2 separate regions of the Mus musculus genome follow, and region 2 is linked to region 1. The links are chromatin loops, found by intact Hi-C in ENCODE. Cell type or tissue: heart. All regions are shown on one strand. Links, peaks and the distances in the headings refer to the core of each region. The heading gives the core; the rest is flanking DNA.

What was found. Peaks named below come from ENCODE experiments on the same cell type or tissue, not always from the same donor. Only the 100,000 strongest peaks of a DNase experiment are listed, where the experiment ranks them.
Region 2: it touches region 1 in a loop (5-fold over the local background); 5 of 42 quality-filtered maps call a loop at or near these places.

The regions. Positions count from the first base shown.
Region 1 is chr1:52,169,587-52,179,370 of GRCm38, reverse strand. The region is part of intron 14 of Gls (glutaminase); the gene reads left to right. Among named protein-coding and RNA genes, the nearest start is that of Stat1, 55 kb to the right of the region's middle. In heart, for the core only: no CTCF peak of the experiment used is centred there; a DNase peak (open chromatin) is centred at 3,850.
Region 2 is chr1:52,262,046-52,271,829 of GRCm38, reverse strand. No RefSeq gene overlaps it. Among named protein-coding and RNA genes, the nearest start is that of Gm31867, 8.8 kb to the right of the region's middle. In heart, for the core only: a CTCF peak has its summit at 4,063 (motif pointing right); no DNase peak of the experiment used is centred there.

The sequences.
Region 1 (9,784 bases), core at 588-8,587:
TAGAAATGTTATAGTCCCTACAGTGAATGTAAATGCTGAAAGTTGTTTAATTCTGAACAAATTACTTGAGAAACTGAGTTCTAAAATTTATGTCCCTAAACTGTGTCTTTAGCCTAACGTTATTTCTTTAAAGTTTTCACTAACTCCGACCTTGGTGTCAAAGTAGAATTTACATTTGTTATAGTTCTTGATTATGGACTGGAACCTCACCATCCAAGGGTAAGTTTAGCTTCTGCATTGGATCAAAGCTATGATGATTCCGAGATAAGCATGAAATTCCCCATTCACCAAGGTCCACTGCAGTAGTTGCTTGGTTTTGACTTTGATGATAAATTTAAGGGTACAGCGTGGGGTGTTGAGGAGGGGTTGAAGCAAAATCACAACAGCAGAATACAGAACCCACTGTCCTGGAGTTAGGTGATGTTCTATGAGAACTATTCCTTGTTTGTTTGTTTTTGTTTTTTGTCAAGTTCCTTGTCAATGTGCCACTATGACTTGCTCTGGTTTTGGTGTTGATTTTGAGAGGGACAGGGAGTGGGGATAGAGGTAGGTAGGTAGGTAGAGTGAGTGAGTGAGTGAGTGAGTGAGTGAGTGAGTGAGTGAGTTCAAGAGTAGTTAAGTAGTTCACTCCTCTTAGGAAGTTCTTTCCTGTTTGTGTGAGTAGAAAGATGCTAGGTTCTGGGTTTCCAATTCAGTATTCTCGGTTTGTATTTTATATAGCTTCCAGAAGGTTCTTAGTTCTTTATCAGTAACAAAAAATTTATTTTCTTTCATATTTTCTACATAATCCATATATATATTCCCTGCTGGTGTCCAAAATTACACTTCCCTATATATAAATATATATAGCCTTTGTAAGCTTTTTCTGCCAAGTAAGAACTAAGATGAGAAAGGGTTATTGTTACTCTTAGCATTTCACTCATTTTTATTTAAATAGCATGTATTTAATTAAATCTGTTTAGCTATTTTAATTTGATGGAGTAATTTCAGACTATATAAATTAACCTTGGCTTTATTCTTGTGTATTACCTATTTACTGATTCATTGAGCCAGTATGTCTCTTTTTTTTAAAGAATTATATATTTTATTTATATGAGTACACTGTAGCTGTCTTCAGACACACCATCATATCCCATTACAGATGGTTGTGAGCCACCATGTGGTTGCTGGGAATTGAACTCAGGGCCTCTGGAAGAGCAGTCAGTGCCCTTAATTGCTGAGCCATCTCTCCAGCCCATCTTTTTTTATTTTAAAAACATTTAGTTTTTTTTTTTTTTAATGCATGTGTTTTGTTGCATGTATGTGTGTACGACATGTGTGCCTGATGCTTACAGAAGTCAGAAGAGGGCATTGGATATCCTCAAACTGGAGTAGAGACAGTTGTGAGCCACCATGTTGGTACTGGGGCTCAAACCCGTGACCTATGCAAGAACAAGACATGCTCTTAACTAACCCAAGCCATCTCTCCAGTCTCTAGTATTTATTATGTCTTATCTATGTTGATTTAGTATGGAAAAACAAACTGGTGTCTGGTTTATTTTACATAATGAGATCTACAATTCCAACTATTTTCTTACAGAAGGTGTGGTATGACTACATGAAAACTCTGCTGTATGTACATACATACCTTACCCATTTATCAGTAAGGACCTCGGTAGGCCTATTGTAAACAGGGCTGCAGTAAAGAATGTAAAACTCAATCTTGTGTCACAGGTATATCTCAAGATAGTTTGGGAAACATTCATACAGGGTCTTATATGCCACTAAGGACATATATTTTGTTCAAACTGCAATGTGAACCCTGACAGCTTTTAAGAATTGACATGGTTCAGTTTTTATACACTGGAGAATGTACTGGAGGGAGAAAAAAATTTCAGATGTGCACTTGAGATATGTGCTAGGATAAGCTTAGCATCCAGTAGGTGAGAAGAATGTGACATCAAGTTCATTGTCATGGTTAGGATGAGCAATAGGACTAAAGCTGCTGCCCTTTGCAAAAAAAAAAAAAAAAAAAAACCACCACAGAAGCACATCTTGGGAGAGGGCTAGAAAGTAGATCATCTTGAGCTCTTAAAAGAGTTAAGTATCTGTAGGTAGCAAGAGTTGTTTTCTAAACACCAGGGTAAAAGTACTCAGAGCAAGGTGAATGAACTCAGCCAACCTTTGGATCTCGTGCCTGTCACCTTATACTTGGAAGCAGGCTGTTCTGCCTGAGCTGCATTGGCCTTTGCTGAACATCTAAGTACAGGAAGGGAGATGGATTGAAAGAGGCTCTTTCAATCAGGAGAAGCTCTCAGAAACCCACCTGGCACTGTTGACAGGACTACATCTAAGGACGAATTTTTATTTGAGCACATTGCTGTTCCTAACAAAGAGATTGTTACTGCAAGAGGGCACTAAATCTGGCAAGGAGCAGTGTATGAGCTGTAGGGGATTGTATGCCGAGCTTTTACTTTATGAACATAAGAACAGGGCAGTTAGAGCTCCGAAGTTACTGTTCAAGGAGACTATGACAGATGAGAAGTGAAGCAGACCTTGGGCTGAGCCCTTAAACTTCTGGGTAGGATAGAGCAGTAGGGAACTGCACTTGGAAAAAGTAGCCAGTGGAGAAACCTAAGGACTATCAGAAGTCTAGAAAAGTGTTTCTGGTAGTTGGGAGTATTGAACTCAATGGAGAACTAAGATAAAGGCTTTGTGCTCATGGGTCTTCCCTCCCCCCATGGTGTTAAGATGCCATTTTACTTAAAGAGTGCTAAGAGTAGGTGCTATGGACATTTTTATTGTTGCTGGGTAACTTAACCCTGCCTCCTATTTTTTAAAGAATTTGTATTTGCTTTGAAATATAAAGGTCCCAGAACTCTCCACTGCTGATAAAATGTATCCTGTCAAGAATTAGAGGTTAGAGTAGACCCTAGAGAGATAGCAATCAATATAGGGTTCCTGGAAAGAGCCGGGGCACTCAGGTAAGTGGAAGATTAGCCTTGATTGGGGAAAGTACCCCCAATAAAATAGAGCAGGGCAGATTTGTAGACATGGTTGGGTGTAGAAATATATTAACCTTTTTCTTTTCCTGGAGAAAAGGGGGTACTTTCTTTTGATAATAACACTTGAATAGCTTTGTTGAGTAAATCGCTAGAAAGCTTATGAGCAGGCGGCCTCTCAGCCTGCTTAACAGTACAGGGCTATAAAACTGTGCTCTGCATTCCTGCTGATAGTCAGGTGGCTCATTAATAAAGAACAGATGTCTGCTTATGACACTCCACACATACATTTTTTATCTTTGATGGCAAGGCATTTGGATTACATATATTGTCAACCTGAAAGTGTTCCTTTAGTGTCACGTTAGAGTGGTGTGTGTGTGTGTGTGTGTGTGTGTGTGTGTTAACCTGAAAAAAGTCTGAGGACTTACTTAATACTCAAGTCCTTGATGAGCTAAGGAGAGCATGTGCTTTATTTCTTTGGTTGGTTGGTGTTTAGTTGTTGTTTATTTTTGTAATGACATTAGTAACCTCAATATTTTGTTTAAGCTGGTAGTCTTGTTTTTTAGCAAGGCTTTTTAGATTACACGTTACTGAGAAATGTTGAGTGAGACTTCTACAACAAAATAGGATATGCAGTCATGATGGTTTATTTAACAGGTGAAGTATCCATTTGTGCACCTGATACTGCAGGGAGCAGAAATGGAGAACAGGCTGGTCAGGCAGGACAGCTTTTCAGTTACCTACTTAAGTTTTAAATTAAAACCATTGTAATAGAGCTGGGTAAGCCTTAGCGTGGATACAAACTAAGGAAAAGAAATCACGGGACCCAGTTTCCAGCTGGCAATAGAGGTGGAAAACAAGCTTGGGATAAAAGTGAAACCAGTGACCCAGTCCCGCTCCAACTCTCCCATCTCCCTCCCTCCCCGGATTTAGCAAAGTTCCCTTAGGAATTAGAACTCAATTGTTCGATTTCCTTCTCACCTTTGCTTATGAATCTGAGGTCTGTCAAGGCCTAGAACCCCTGTGGTTAAGTACAGACTGAGAACACAGATACCCTGGGTCTGTGCCTGGTTACTCATCGGTGTCATGTAACCTTAACCTAGGCTCTTAATCTCAGCAGCAACTAATAAATAGAACATAGCCATCTACATATTTTATATCTGGCCTGTCAAAACTTCAAAAGTAAATAAATGCTGAATTTCTCATAATTAACCTACTACAAACGCAACATGATTCATACAGGTGCAGTTAGGAGAGTAGGTATCTGGGAAACAAGTCACAGTTGAGCTTGTAAAGTTCAAATAAGAGGTGGAAGATGTTATGATGATAGATTTAGTAAGCTTAATAATATACACACACTACACTATTAGCTATTGCAGAAAGAGTATGATTTTGGCATTCTAAGCCAGGTGAACTGAGGTGAAGTATAACATCTTTGTCCTACAGTTGTCATGACTTTGTACATGATTTGATAAGGAAAACGTAGTACTAGAAACTTTGTAAGACAAGGGAACTCTCAGCTTTTTTTTTTTAATTTACATTTTCAAATGTTATCCCTTTCCTGGTTTTCCCTCTGTAAACTCCTTATCCCATCCCCTTTGCCCTGCTTCTATAAGGGTGCTCCCCACCCACCTACTCACTCCCACCTCACCGCCCTAGCATTCCTCTACACTGGGGCATCAAGCCTTCACAGGACCAAGGGGCTCCTCTCCCATTGATGCCAGGTAAGGCCCCTTCAGCTCCTTCAGTCCTTCCCCTAACTCCTCCATTGGGGTCCCTGTGCTCAGTCCAATGGTTGGCTGTGAGCATCTGCATCTGCATCTGCATCTGCATTGGTCAGGATCTGGCAGAGCTTCACAAGAGTCAGCTGTATCAGGCTGTATCCTGTCAGCAAGCACTTGGCATTTGTCTGGGTTTGGTGTCTGCATATGGGATGGATCCCCAGGTGGGGCAGTCTCTAGATGGCCTTTCCTTCAGTGTCTGCTCCACTCCTGTATTTCCTTTAGACAGGAGCAGTTCTGGGTTAAAATTTTGGAAATAGGTGGGTGATCCTATCCCTCAAAGTGGGGGGAGGGGATGCTTAATCTCTGGATAAGGTCTCCACAGGTTCTCCCTCCCCTTTGTGGGGTATTTCAATTAATGTCATTCCCCTGAGGTCCTGGGAGGCTCATGCTTTCCTGGCATCTGGAACTATCTGATTGTTACCCCAGTTCCCCATCCCCCATTGCTACACACCTCTGTTCAATTTCCTGACTCTCTGTACATCTCTATCTCCTTCCATACCTGATTCTTCCCCCTTTCCCCCTCCCCGTCTTCTCTTCCTCCCAAGTCCCTCCCACCCTCTACTTCCCTTGATTATTTTGTTCCCCCTTCTAAGTAGGACTGAAGCATCCACATTTGGTCTTCCTTCCTCTTGAACTTCATATGATCTGTGAATTGTATCGTGGGTATTCCATGCTCTTTGCCTAATAGCCACTCATCAGTGAGTACAAACCATGTGTGGTCTTTTGTGACTGGGTTCCTCACTCAAGATGATATTTTTGGGATCCATCCATTTGCCTGTAAATTTCATGAATTTTTTTAAATAGCTCATAATTTTAATGAGTAGTAGTATCCCATTGTGTAAATGTACCACATTTTCTGTATCCATTCCTCTGTTGAAGGACATCAGAGTTGTTTCCAGCTTCTGGCTATTATAAATATGGCTGCTATAAACATAGTGAAACATGTGTCCTTATTACATGTTGGAGCATCTTCTGAGTATATGCCCAGGAGTGGTATAGCTAGGTCCTCATGTAGTACTATGTCCAATTTTCTCTATAAAGTTTTGATGGAAACATGCCCCAATGGAATTTTTCACTTTGGGAAGGTATACATTAAACCTTAGAACCCTCGATCTGATCTACAGAGCTCCTGTCCCTGCCATGTTTGGTCTCTGTTTCTGTGTTTCTAAGGATTCCGAGTAGGTTTTATACCTCTGGCTGTTATTGTTACCCCCCTATTTATTTTTTGGACCTCTAGTGTCAAGAGGAGAATTGGGAAAGAGCTTCTATAACTGTTAGGAGGCCCACATCCTTTGCAGGGTTGGCCCAACAGTACCTGGAGCTGTCCCTCTCCTTTATCGACACTACCATGTACCTCTAGGGGACATTTCAGTTTCACTGAACCAAACAGGAAATGCTACCGTTTAGTAAATGGGATACTACGCTTTTGGAGTTGTTTCATTTTGTTTCTTGGTACCTAAAGCTCATTACTTAATTTATATAAACTAAAACGTAGGGTATAGGATGTGGATGGCACATCAGTGTAGTCCCAGGATCCTACAGCTGAGTGGGAAGCTCTGAGTTCAAAGCCAGCCAGGGCTTTAAAATAGGGAAAGTGTGTCTGAAATAAAGAGGAATTTGTGATGTATTGTTAAGTGGTACCCAGGCATGTGATACCTTCTAGTGCCTTCTGTCTTGAAGAGAGACACTTTGTGATTAAACTTTTTCTACTGGTTTGAACCAAATTTAGGCCTTTTGTTTTCAATGAGAATAATAATAAACTTGCATGGTTAGTTCCCCTCTAGTAATTTTTGTTAAGTTAATGTCCCTCCTGTTCATCACAAAGCTAGCTGTTGTGCTCAGTGCTTTCTCATTTAACTTGTTTTTATCTCTGAACGGAAGCATGCTTGAAGATTGTTAGTAAAACTTAAAAACTAGCTTAAAAAATTTCAGCATTTTTTTTCTTTTGTCAATGATTAAGTGACTAAGCAAGGAACACAAACTGCCTTCAAAGATGTGTGATCTAAATTCAGAATTTTAAAAGGCAAGGCCTGGCAGAACATCTTCCTCAGATGTTCAGTCCCCAGCACTGAAAAAGCAAACAAACAAACAAACAAACAAACAGAATCCAGAACACAGGCTGGTAGTTCATATAGATGGTTACCAAAACAGACTACTTAGAAAAAGTTAACATTTTAGGACTAAGGGTATATGGTATATGGGTATATATCTTCTGTGATGGGGGACGTAAAATACAAAGTGAATATATGTGGTGGTGCCATAAGGAGGTATATGTAGGAGATTACTTCCGGTCACATACTGTATTAATGTTCCCAGAGGGAACTAGGACATCTCATTGAGAAGTGGATAGAGGGACCATACCTTGACGAAGCCTGCACTGTGGCTGAGGAGCAGAGTGTGTATTCGGGTTGTTTGTAGAGAAAGACATCTAATGATGGGTCCTGGTACAAGCTGTGGCAGAGCAGGTAGGACTGTGAATGGGTTAAGTAAGGAGAATAGAGACACCTAGACAAGCAGGCACAGAAACAAGGGCTCAGTGAGTGAGACCAACTCAGTTGTGCCAAAATCAGGGGAGGAAAAACAGATTAGCAAAACCAAAAAACCCTAAATGCTGGGCACTGATGGCATGAAATGCTTGATTCTGTGAAAAATGCTCACTTATTCAGTATTACTGTAACATACACAGCGGCCACACAGGTTACAGTCAGGAAAGAAAACACAAGATTTCCGCTCATATTAATGGGACAAAGATGATAAATAAGTTGGGGGCCATAAAATCGTTTCCCTCGGAAGACTAATCAAAGAGCTAAGCAGTGAAGGGAAGGCAGTGTCTAAGGCTGTAGTAGTTGACCTGTAAGGTGAAGGAGTGCCTCACTGGGGGAAGTGGACTTTGAATGCAAAGTGAGCAAAAGCTTGGTGGGGTAAGAATTGATAGGGATGACATGCAGAGTCACCAAGGATTAGAACGTTTGTGTTCTGCGTGGCATGGTACAGCTGAATTCTCGGTATGGTGGGAGGTGCCAGAGAATAGCCTGCCATTTCAGTTTCCTGTGGCAGCAGTCAAACAGGCTGTCACAATCCTCCACTTCAGATAAGGCTGTGACCTAGATACGCTACAGCAGTAGTGATGGATAATCAAAAGTGGTGGCTTTGTAAATGTTTTACGGGATTAATCACATAAGCTAGATGTGGGTTATCGGAGGCTTCTCCTTCGGTAGGTGCACTATGTAGAACACTTAGGTGGGAGGGGCACCTGCTGTACCCTCCTGGGTTTCAGCCGTCCATCCCTGGGGGGAGTGGGGGAGGGAGTCAACCAGCAAATGCAGCAACTCTGACTTCCAGGGTCCAGAATGAACAAATGCTGAATTCTGGCTCACAAACTAAGAGAGCCTGGGGGAGAGAGAGGCCGCACAAACACAAACCCATTTGGACATGAGTAAGTCATGTCTCTGATGTGGAATGTCAGCTGGGTAGCCTGGTGGAGTCAATAGTTACAAAGCAGGAACAGACCTTGGATGTTAAAGGTCTAGAGTGGGAAGTCATTCTCCCTGGAAGAACCAATGAACCCTATGAGGGATGCTGTGCTAAAACCGAGGCTGCTGACAGTCTTTGGAGTGCAGCGAGGTCATGGAGAGTGTGCCCAGCGGTCAACACAAGGTGTTCAGGGTGCTGCAGTTTCATGGGAGGAGTCATGAGAGGCCAGGCAGAGGAGCTTGCGGAGTACCGAGTACCGTTAGGATGTGCAGGTGATTCTTGGGGAAATAAAAGGCACAGCCAGAAAGTACCTCCTAAAAGGGGAAACTTCGGGGTAAGATAATGGGTTTTTCTGTGTGTTATGGCAGACAGAAGTGAAGCAGGAGAATGTAGAAGATGCTAGAAGCAAAGACCCTAGCAGCAAGGCAGCAGTCTGGAAGACTGCCTGCCTAAGTGCTGAAGGAAGGACCCGGGAATAAGGCTGGTCTGAGGCAGGAGCAAAGGAAGAGGAGGAGATGGTATTTTGCTTAAGAGTATAGGGAGTTGTGAAGATGGGTTTATATGATGTGTAGTTTTAACCAGGGTCAGCAGGGAGTTCTTTAACCTGGGCTTTGCCTGCAGAAAGTATAAAGGGAACAAATGGGAAAGAGAAACGGTGACCGACAGTGAGAAGTTGGTGATTTCTAACAGGGGATCAGTCTCATGTTGACTACAGAGGAGAAGGGAATGACACCTGGTCCTGGGCTGGAGAGATGGCTGCTCCATGCAGAGCACTTCCTGCTCTTGCAGAAGACCCAGTTCACAGCACCCTTGTGGGCGACTCACCCAGGCTCTCTTATCCTCCCGCCTGCCATCCCCCACCCCTACCCCCGCTCCAGTGAATCCAGTGCCCTCTTCTGGACACATCAGGCACTGCATTCATGAGTGGTGGCTCATAACCCAGCCCAGCTGTCAGTCATTGAGACTAACTGAACCTGTTTTTATCACCCTTGCCTGAAGTCAAACAACTAGAAATGATTTGTCATGCTTTTAGAGTCTTCACAGCAAAAGCCCACCCTCCTCCCATAGCTCTGGAGCAGCGCAGGCTCAGAGGCTGGCAGGAGCAGGCAGTGGGGATGATGGGGGGTTTTTGTATCAGGCATGGACTTCTGAGGTGATATCAGTCCTCAAATTCCCATATGCCCATGACTCTCCAATAGGGGAATTTAATATTTTAAGAACATATCTAATCATAGGGTCCTTTTCATGGAGAATCTTTTGGGCTAGTTTGTAGGATACATTTTCAATGCTAAGTCAGAGATATTCAGCAGTGTTCAGCACTCAGCCTTAAAGTTCGCAGGCTGTGGGAAGGGGAGCCATAACGTGAAGGCAACGTCAGGTTTTAGGTCTAGAGGGAAGCAGTCACAGAACTGGGATAAACTGTGCCCCAGTTAGACTAATGTGTCTACCACAGAGTCCCATCAGAGAGAATGCTGACACTGCAGGGTGCAAACTTGGCAGTCTATGATGTCTGGGCTTTCGATAAACAGGGATGGGTAGTCCAAA
Region 2 (9,784 bases), core at 678-8,677, 92 kb before region 1:
CTGTGTACTCGATTCTGTTCTGTTCCCTGGGCTTCTGTGCAGCTGTGCCTCATGTTATTGTTCCACTTAAAGATGTCCATCAAGGTCAGTATGGACTTTCTCTTGCTGCACTTTTAACTCTGACTCAACCATTTTTCTTTCAACTTTCCTCTCCAGTGGCTTCTCAGGGATGCCTGCCATTCTGACTTCTCTTTCTGTGCTTATTATCCTAGTTTTTATTTTTATAACAAGGAGAGAGGAGGCAGCACAAACTCACTTTTTTCTAAGTTTCAATGGTGGGATCTCTCAGAGCACAGTACAACTGAAATCATGTGCACACGAAACATAATTGTAGAAAACACTGATAAACAGCATGTTAGCAGGAATTCTAATTAATTAAGGAAAAATCATGTCTAAATAATGTGATAAATATTCTAATGAAATCATAACTCATAATGCTTTGGAAAAACTTTTGAAAAAAAGACTTACTTATTTTTTATTTCACATGTTTGGATTTTTGCCTGCATGTATGTAAGAGCATCTTGGATATGCACGGCCTGCAGAGGCTGGAAGAGGTTGTTCCCTGGTTCTGGAGTTAGAGATGAATGTGAGCTGCCATGTTGGTGCTGGCAATAAAATGCAGGTCCTCTGCAAAAGCAGCCAGTGCTCTTAATGCTGAGCCATCTCTCCAGGCCACACTGAAAACACTCTGTAAAGGGCCAACCAGAGCTCACCGTGGAATCTATGTGATGGATAAAGAACTGCTGCAAAATTGCCAGAGATAAAGATAAATGGGCAGCTGTGTGTGTTACTAACGCATTGAACAAGAACCAACATGTGGGACGGAATCAGAAAAAACAGCTTATTTTTCTCTTCCATTCCTAACTTAAAAAGCATCCTGCTTTTTTTCCTCTGTGGAAACTCGAATTTTCTTCTTCATAATAAGAGCTCATTTTGCAGGTTAAGAGTCTCTCTTAACGTAAAAGGGGAGGAGATATTTAGCGACTCTGTGTTTTTTTTTTAAAAATCATATTTTAATAAATATGAACACCTATTCCTTTATGTTCTTGATGTTAGTAAAAGCATAAGAGTAGTATAATATTTGATTGTTTAGCCTTAGAAGTTTACAAATCCAGTCTGCTCAGGTAGCTGGAACCTCTTCACACTGGGCTTTCGGCCAAAATGTTGACGGTAGCATTCCATTGCCAGTGGATGGAGAGATATACCCAGCAGGGTCCCCTAGGGGTCTGGAAAGCATTCTTATGAAACCCTTCTGTAAATGATTCAGAGGTGAGCATATGCCTGAACTCTCCAAAGTGACACGGAACACGAACTATCCCAGTTAGTAAAATGCCAAGGCAATAGGATAGACTTCAGGAAGACCGCACCAGCTGGGTGAGTGGGCGGAGCATCGGCAGATGACTGTTCAAGGACAGGCCAGCAGATGCGTTTAGGATGAACAATTCCAACTCCATTCTGGGAGAAATGGTATCGGAAGGGCTTCGGAAGGTCCACGCCTGCATAGGAAATGAGATTCTTTGTGGTTCTGTGTGGCTGGAAGCTTTTGCCCACTTGAACTAAGGTTCCGTATCTCTGCTGAGCCATTCTTCTGTTAGTGAAGGAATTTTGAAACCCAACTTCAGGATTTTATGGCAGAAATTTACCTGCAGTATTTCCATGAATATTTGCAATTGAGATAAGGTTTTAAGTTCGATATATATTTTTCTCACATAGAACTAACTCCTTAGAAAGCCTTCTGAGAGTGCTGATATTTTCTCTTCTTTTGTTCTTTAAAAGCATGTACATATCTTTCCCTATGTATTTCTCTCTACTATGTGACATGTACATACAGTTGAAAATGCATATATGCCATGATTTGACATATATTAAAAATCATCAGTAGACGATATTGCTTGTTGTTTTCCCATTGAGAAGAGGTTAGAGTGGGTTTGGATGGCTGGTACACACTCCCCTAACAGGCAGAAAGGCCCTTCAGGCAGGTATAAGGTTACGCAACCACTTTCTGCAGGAGCTGAACCGCAGCCAGCTTTGTACAAGCTCATTTCAGTAATATTTTTCCCTTGAAAATCTTGAGATGGATGGATTCGATTTTTTTTCCAGGAAGATACTGAAAAGTCTGCTTGTGACCACATCAGGAGGAGGCACCCATCTGTTCTTGGCAATGGTTTAACTTAATTTACTTTGCACCATATTTATTAGTCAAGACTTTAGAATTTCTGTGAAAGATCACATATTTTTCTTATCTCCCCATTTTATTAAAGTAGCACATTTATGTGAAGGATGCATGCCCTGCTGTGTTGCTTGCAGTGCTGTTTTAGGGTGGAGGGAGTGTTTTGCTACAAAGATTTCAGGACTTTCATGATTGGTTGACTTTAGTCCCCATCTAACTTGTCTATGAGAAGTGTTCCTCCCTCTCTGTATTGCTTCTGCCTAATGCTACTCCTTGCCTTTACAAAGATGCCTTTATGTAATGACACTATGTGTAGCCTAACCATCTCCCACAAAACTCCACTACAAACTAACTGAAGGGCTACTAGTATCCATCTTAATATAGTGCTTTGCTACAACGTGTGAAGCCCTGGATTCTATTCCTAATATAATGGAAACAGGGCACATGTCCTTAAACCCAGCACTGTAGCCTCTAGAGGTAGAGGCAGAAGGATCAGGAGTTCAAGGTCACCCTCAGCAACATCGCAGTTCCAAGCCAGTCTCTGCCTTAAAAATAAATAAATAAATAAAGCAAGTGGGTGCAATTTTCAAAGTAAATAGGATTTGAAGGTGGTTCAGGGACAAGGACTCAATTCCCTGACCTCTGGGTTGATGTCAGTAGCGCCGTAACAACCGCATGAGCTTCTCTGCTTAGTGATTGGAATATATGAGTGTTGTCATATTTATTTATAGGCATTTGCCCTGCTTATTATCTCACTTCATATCTAACACTAATTCGGTACATTGTGTCTTCTCTTTAACTCAAAACTACGCTTCTCTCTAATATTTAATGAGCAGATATTCTTTTTTAGCAATGCCTCGTTTTTCTTCATTACATTCTCATATGTAAATATAAAAGACATAAAAGTGGATGTCTTTATGATATTTTTAATTAGATAAAATTCACATATAAATGTATATACAAGCTCGTGGGCCCAATGATTCTCTAATTAATGTTTAGATTCTGTTTGTAACTTTGGAAAGTTTTCAAATTAAAAATGAATTTTCAATATGAATTCATTAAGACCCTCTCCATCCTCTGCAAAGGTGACCTTTACAGCAGATCTTTCTGATAGGCTCCTGAAATTTTCTACCAAGGATTAGTATTCAAGCTTCTCTTAATCAGACACAACTTTAGTATGCTCTAAATTCAAATAAACCTGTCCAAAAAGCCCTGAACTCTCATGGTTTTGGCACCAGACATGAGAACATAGAGTTAAAAAGAAATCAACTCTGAAGGGCAGAATGAGGAAGTCACAGAAGCACTATGTCCAGTCTGAGCCAAGGTTATGGCCCAGAGATGAGCCAGTCCTACCTGCCTACCTGACGTACCTGAGCTTTCACAGGTAAGAACCCACCAACCCTTCACGACCGGTAGTATTATTGTACTCATGGTTTACAGATGGGAAAATGGAATTTGAGGCCTTTTTTAGTACCAGTTGGGAAATTGAACAGTTGCCTGCGGGAGTCATGGTGCAGAGGCTCATTCCTGCAATCACAATGGCCCAAGACCATTATCCAGGGTTTTTGAAACTCTTCGCTTTAACTGTGCCCAACATATATCCTGATTATTTCATAATTTATTCTTTGCGATAATTCTGCACTGTACCAATTAATATTAAAATATGTATTATTGAATATTTCTTTTCTGTGTTTGAATAGTCTTCTCATGTCCCTGTTGAATTTCACTTTGGTCTTCGCTGCCAAACCAAGAAAGCATTGGCACGGATGTTGGAAGTGGGCAATTCTCCCAACCAGCAGGACAGTTCTCCTGACACAAAATAACCACAGAGAGATTTGTTGTCACCTTGTCCCTTAAAGCTAATGCCAGAATAGAGAAAGCGACCACCAGGGGGCAATATATACCTTATCACATGATCAGAATAAGAAGTGATAACAATTGATAACTAACAGCCATAATTTTTGGCTTGTTAACTCCTTTCTTTTCTTTCCTTCTTTCTTCCTTTTTTCTTTTTTCTTTTTCTCTTTCTTTTTCTTTTTCTCTTCATTTTCCTTTTCCCTTTTTTTTTTTTTTGAGACAGGTTCTTTCTATATAGTCCTGACTGTCCTGAAACTCAAAATGTAAATCAGGCTGGTCTTGAACTCATGGAGATCCACTTGCCTCTGCATCCAGAATGCTGGCATCAAAGGAATGTGCCAACCATGCCTGGAGGCTCGTTGATTTTAAATTTGCGCTAACATTAAATAATCAGAAGTGTCCATATATAAATATGGACTTTCAGTTTTTCTCGAAGAATCAGAAGATCTGGCAATTACTGGCTCTGCACTTTTCCATGATAACAACTGGTACAGTTGGAGCCAGTTCTCAGCCTCATTTATCTAACCAGGAACTCGTTGGCACCCCATTTTTGTGTAATGCCTGCACATGTGTTTTTGTCTTGCCCCTGCAGTTTATCTGACACCTGTGGCATTTCAGTTTATGAATTACCTGACCAAACAAGACTATGACATGAAACATAATTGCAAGGAAGTTTATATATATTGAACTTCTGGACTTTTGCAAATAAAGAAATGTTAACTTTTTTGATTAAAAATATTGTTTTGCCACCAAAGAATACAGTAATTAGACATTAGCACACTGATCAAATAATTTTTAGGTTAATAATGCTTAACTACTTTGAAGTAACCTATTCTGACTTTGTCTTGTCCTCCTGTTGAAACAAAAATTTGCATATTTATCTTGAATCTACTTCTCAGGGAATCTGGACACTTCTGTTCCTTTCCCCTATGTATTTTGTTGCCTTAAATCAGTTTGGCATCTAGCCATGGCTACAGAGAAAAGCAAGAATTATATAGCTCTAGGAGTTTGCTTAGATGTTTCTCAACGCAACTACTTCCTTCTCTCTTGTGGGTGAAGACATTTTTGGAGGGATAAGAGGAGGTTCAGTCACACATATCCTCTACTGGATAAACTCTTCTGTGAGTTTAGTTACAATCCAAAGCAAGTAAAGCCAGCAATGTTCTCCAAGGCCTTAGCCATGAGGCTATCTCTCCTGCCAGACTCCTAGACTGTCCTCACGATGTGAGGTCAAGCCCATTTCTGATTTCACAGAGCAGTTACTGTTGCTCTGTAGAGGTAGTTTGGGACCAGCAAAGCCTGTTTTATCATTCTGTTCTTTGCTGAATGGTTTGCTATTGTATGCTGAGAACCTGTTTCCTGAATTCTAAATGAAGAATAGTTCTTTTACTTTGCTGCTTTACTGAAAATAATTCTCTTACTGCCAATAAAACAACACGGTGCAGAAGTCTGGAAATGGCTCAGAGGCAAACAGGCCTGAGGTGATTGGTCCTCAGCTCCTAATCTCAGGGCTAAGGAATTCAGATGTACGTCAATGTGTTCTTCATTTTCATCTTCACCATGAAAGAATTTTGGGGCAAGTAGGGCAGTTGCTGAAATCCTGTATTTGGCTTCATAAAGGACATAGACTGAAATACACTGGACAGAGGATTCCCTTCTCATGTGAGCTCTTCTGCCAGTCGGCAACTGAATAGGCAAATTAAACCTCAGATCTGGCTTTCTGGGGAGTAGTGAGATTGCTCAGTCAGCAAAATGCTTGCCAAGAAGGCATGAGAAGCAGAGATTCCCCAGCTCCCATGTAAAAAGCCAGATATGCAAGAAGCTAAAGAGATCTGCAACCCTATCAGTGGAACAACATTATGAACTAACCAGTACCCCAGAGCTCTTGACTCTAGCTGCATATGCATCAAAAGATGGCCTAGTCGGCCATCACTCGAAAGAGAGGCCCATTGGACACACAAACTTTATATGCCCCAGTACAGGGGACCGCCAGGGCCAAAAAATGGGAATGGGTGGGTAGAGGAGGGGGGGAGGGGGGAGAACTTTTGGGATAGCATTGGAAATGTAATTGAGGAAAATATGTAATAAAAAAAAGCCAGATATGACACTGGACACCTGTAATCCCTGCGCTGGGGAAACACAGGACAATCTCACTGGCCAGCTTGTGTAGCTGAACTGGTGAACTCTAGGCTCAATGACAGACTCTGTCTCAAAAAATAAGACAGAGAATGATAGAAGATACCCAAGATCATACTCAAGTAGTTATATGTATACAGGCACACATACTTGTGCACCTGTGCATACAAACACATATACACATGCACACCTACACACAAAGGTAATCTCTCTCTCTCTCTCTCTCTCTCTCTCTCTCTCTCTCTCTCTCTGTGTGTGTGTGTGTGTGTGTGTGTGTGTGTGTGTGTCAGGAAGGATACTATACTGAGCATCTTGCTTTATCACTTCTACCTTATTCCCTCAAGACAAGGTTTGCCACCGAACCTGAAGCCAAGCTGGTAACAAGTAAGCCCCAGTGATCCTGGTATGCCTGCCTGCCATGGCGCTGGGGTCACAGTCACAAGAGCAGCCGTGCCCAACTCTTCTTTTGTAAATGAGTGCTAGGGATTTGAACTCAGATCCTAGCACATGTGCATCTCCCTAGCATTGAAAGATGCCTCTTTAAAGAAAATCTCAGAGACTAATCCTGGTACCTCAGAGACTGAACCAGGAAAACTGCCATGAATTGTAAGCCAGATTGGGCTGCACGGTGAGTTTCCAACTGTCCTGGTGCTTAGTGCTTAGTGTTTAGTGTTTAGTGCTTAGTGCTTAGTGTTTAGTGTTTAGTGTTTAGTGTTTAGTGTTTAGTGTTTAGTGTTTAGTGTTTAGTGTTTAGTGTTTAGTGTTTAGTGTTTAGTGTTTAGTGTTTAGTGTTTAGTGTGTGTGCTCCTAGTCCCAGAACCAAAGAAAACAAAATCTTCCTACTATCTCTACTAAACGCATTCTTAGAACTTAGGGGTTGGGAAATAAGAGAGAATTTTTTTCATGTTATGAACGTATAGTGAGTTTTTGAGATTCACCTTTTATTTTTAGTTAAAACACACACCAAAAAATTGTAATTACTTTGTGTCACTTTGTAATCATATATTTAAGGAGTTGAAAATAAACCCATACAAAGCACATTTTGTTACATTGCTGGGAAGGATCAATTATCCCTTCTCCTCCTCATTCTCAACCCAGAAGGAGCTCAAAGCATCTCATCTCATAATAGGATAAAATATGATGGTGTGTCATAAACATGTCCCGTTGGCAAAGGCTGGGATCCAAATGTTTTTTTTGTAAGGTATCCAATCTTGATTTTTCAGAGTCCAGGAATCCTGCCAGCTCCTAGGAATTCGAGCAAATTTAAATGGAGAAAATCTCAGTCTTTCTGGAATTCAAATCACTTTAGAAATTCAAAATATGGGCTCAGCGGTTAAGAGCACTGACTGCTCTTCCAGAGGTCCTGAGTTCAATTCCCAGCAACCACATGGTGGCTCACATGTGTAATGGGATCAGATGCCCTCTTCTGGTATCTCTGAAGACAGTGAGATTGTAATCATATATATTAGAGAAAGTAATAAATCTTTTTAAAAATTCAAAATACACATTAAAAACCTATCAGTAAGCCATCAGAACAAGGTGCTGGGTGCAGTGACAGAGTGACCTTACATTCCTGGACAGCCTGGGCTGCAGAGAAAACCCCATTGTGGGGAATGGACTCAGGAAAGATAAAAATGAGACAGGTGAATTGATGCAAAATTTGGTTATTTCTCTTGGGGTTCTCTTTCTCCTCCTTTGCACAGTCAAGGACAGAGAAGCCTACCTTGTGGAGAATCTCTTTAGCTTGCCTTGAGGAAATCTGCTTTACTTAGAACTACTTCTCAAGGGATCTCTCCCAAAGAGTGAGAAAAATTTTTAAAAAAAATACACTTTGAGCAATTTACATTTGACTCATTTTCCTGGTAAAACTGAAACAAGGCTGGACCTCTGGATGATGGAGTCTTGATGTTGGCCTCTTAATTCCTGTTGTTGTTAAATAATTCTTTCATGCTTTCATTCTCTTGCTCTCAAGCAATATTGCTAGTGAAAGAGTATAGACATGGCATGAGCAGACCTGGTTTCGCTCCTATTGTTTCTCTTGTACCTCAGAGCCACCCTATCAGTGAATTTTTTTTTCACGTATAAAATCCACTTAAGTATGTCCACCTCTGTCCCCTTTTATCCCTGACACTTGTCCATCTCACCAACCCTTCTCACTTGGAGCTTCAGCCATAGTCTGCCCCACCTTAACTTCCTACCATCTTTCATGGGATCTCCTGGTGACACTCTCAGATTGTGACGCCCCTGCTAAGAGTCCTCTGGAAGCTTCCCACTGGGCTCCTCCCTGAGGTCTCTTCCTCTCTCCCTTGCTCTTCATGCTTTTCCCATGTCACCTCATTTCTGACTCTGAGCTACACCAGCTGTGGTGACTGTCTCCCCGCTTACGTCCTCGTGTGCGGTCTACCCTTCCTGTTACCCTACTCTCACTTTATGTGCTCCCCACTCATAACTTTTTCTTGCTGTTCAGGTTGTTTTGCCTCAGGTGCCTGTGGCCACTCATGCTTCACTTTGCTCAGAAGACTCCTTGTTTGTGTCTTGGTGTGCCAATCAAGGCTCCTGCCTCTGGATAGCTCAAGTTCTGAGCGAAGGGGCTCATTTTGACTTGTTCCTACAGCACCTACAATGCACTGTCACTCTGTAGAAGTTGGAAAATCAATTAGTCTGTGAATAAATTAAAACTCAATTTGTCCCTGTTTCCCAGATTGAGCATCTATCAGTTTGACCCCCCCAACTGAAGGGCATGGTGGTTGTCACTGCTCACCCTGTCTACTGACTGAAGGGTAGGAAGACAAGCATTTTACAGACTGGACCTGGTATATTGAGCCCTAGTTTTCAGACCCAGACCCCACATAAATTTCCTAACCAACCATTTCCTTATAATTTATTACTTTTGAATCTCTGAAGGAATTGAAGTAAAACTACAGGGTGTTGTGGTTATTATTATCCTAAAGGTATTATTTGCTACACCCCCTAGTTGTCTTTAAATATCTATTAGGGGTTTCTCTCTCACTTAAGACCATATTGTTCTCAAATAAAAGACATAAAAACCTTTAGTTTTATACTAAACTTAAAATAATAATAATAATTATATATATATATATATACATATATATATATAATAAACTTAAAATCACTAGAGCTAGGCAGATGTCAACCCTCTATGCTATTTTGTCTACTTCCTGTGGTGATCCCTAAGATATCACTTGCCATGTTCTGCCCGAGCTGCTCCTACTCCAACAGGCCAGCCCTCATGGCAACTTCTTCCTTCTTCTCCCTCCTCCTGGTCTCTGCCTCAGACCCCAAGGCAGGGAACCTTTGCTCTACCCTGTCTCTTCTGCTCAGCTCAGGCTGTAGGCATCTTTACTAACCATTCAGGGATAACTGGTGTGGAAAGGTTTGCACAACAGATGTTGGTGTATGTGAGAATTCGCTTGTCTTAGAGCAACCAGGTCTTGGGATACAGTTTTTAGCATTTAAATACATAGCCGTACTAGACCAACTCCCTACAACAGGGTGCACTCACATGCTTCACCAAGACTCGGCAACTAGCAACATTTCGTCATGTTTTCTGTTTTTCACCCCCACCCTCCACCCCCAGTTGTCTAAGCCAGTTATCATAAT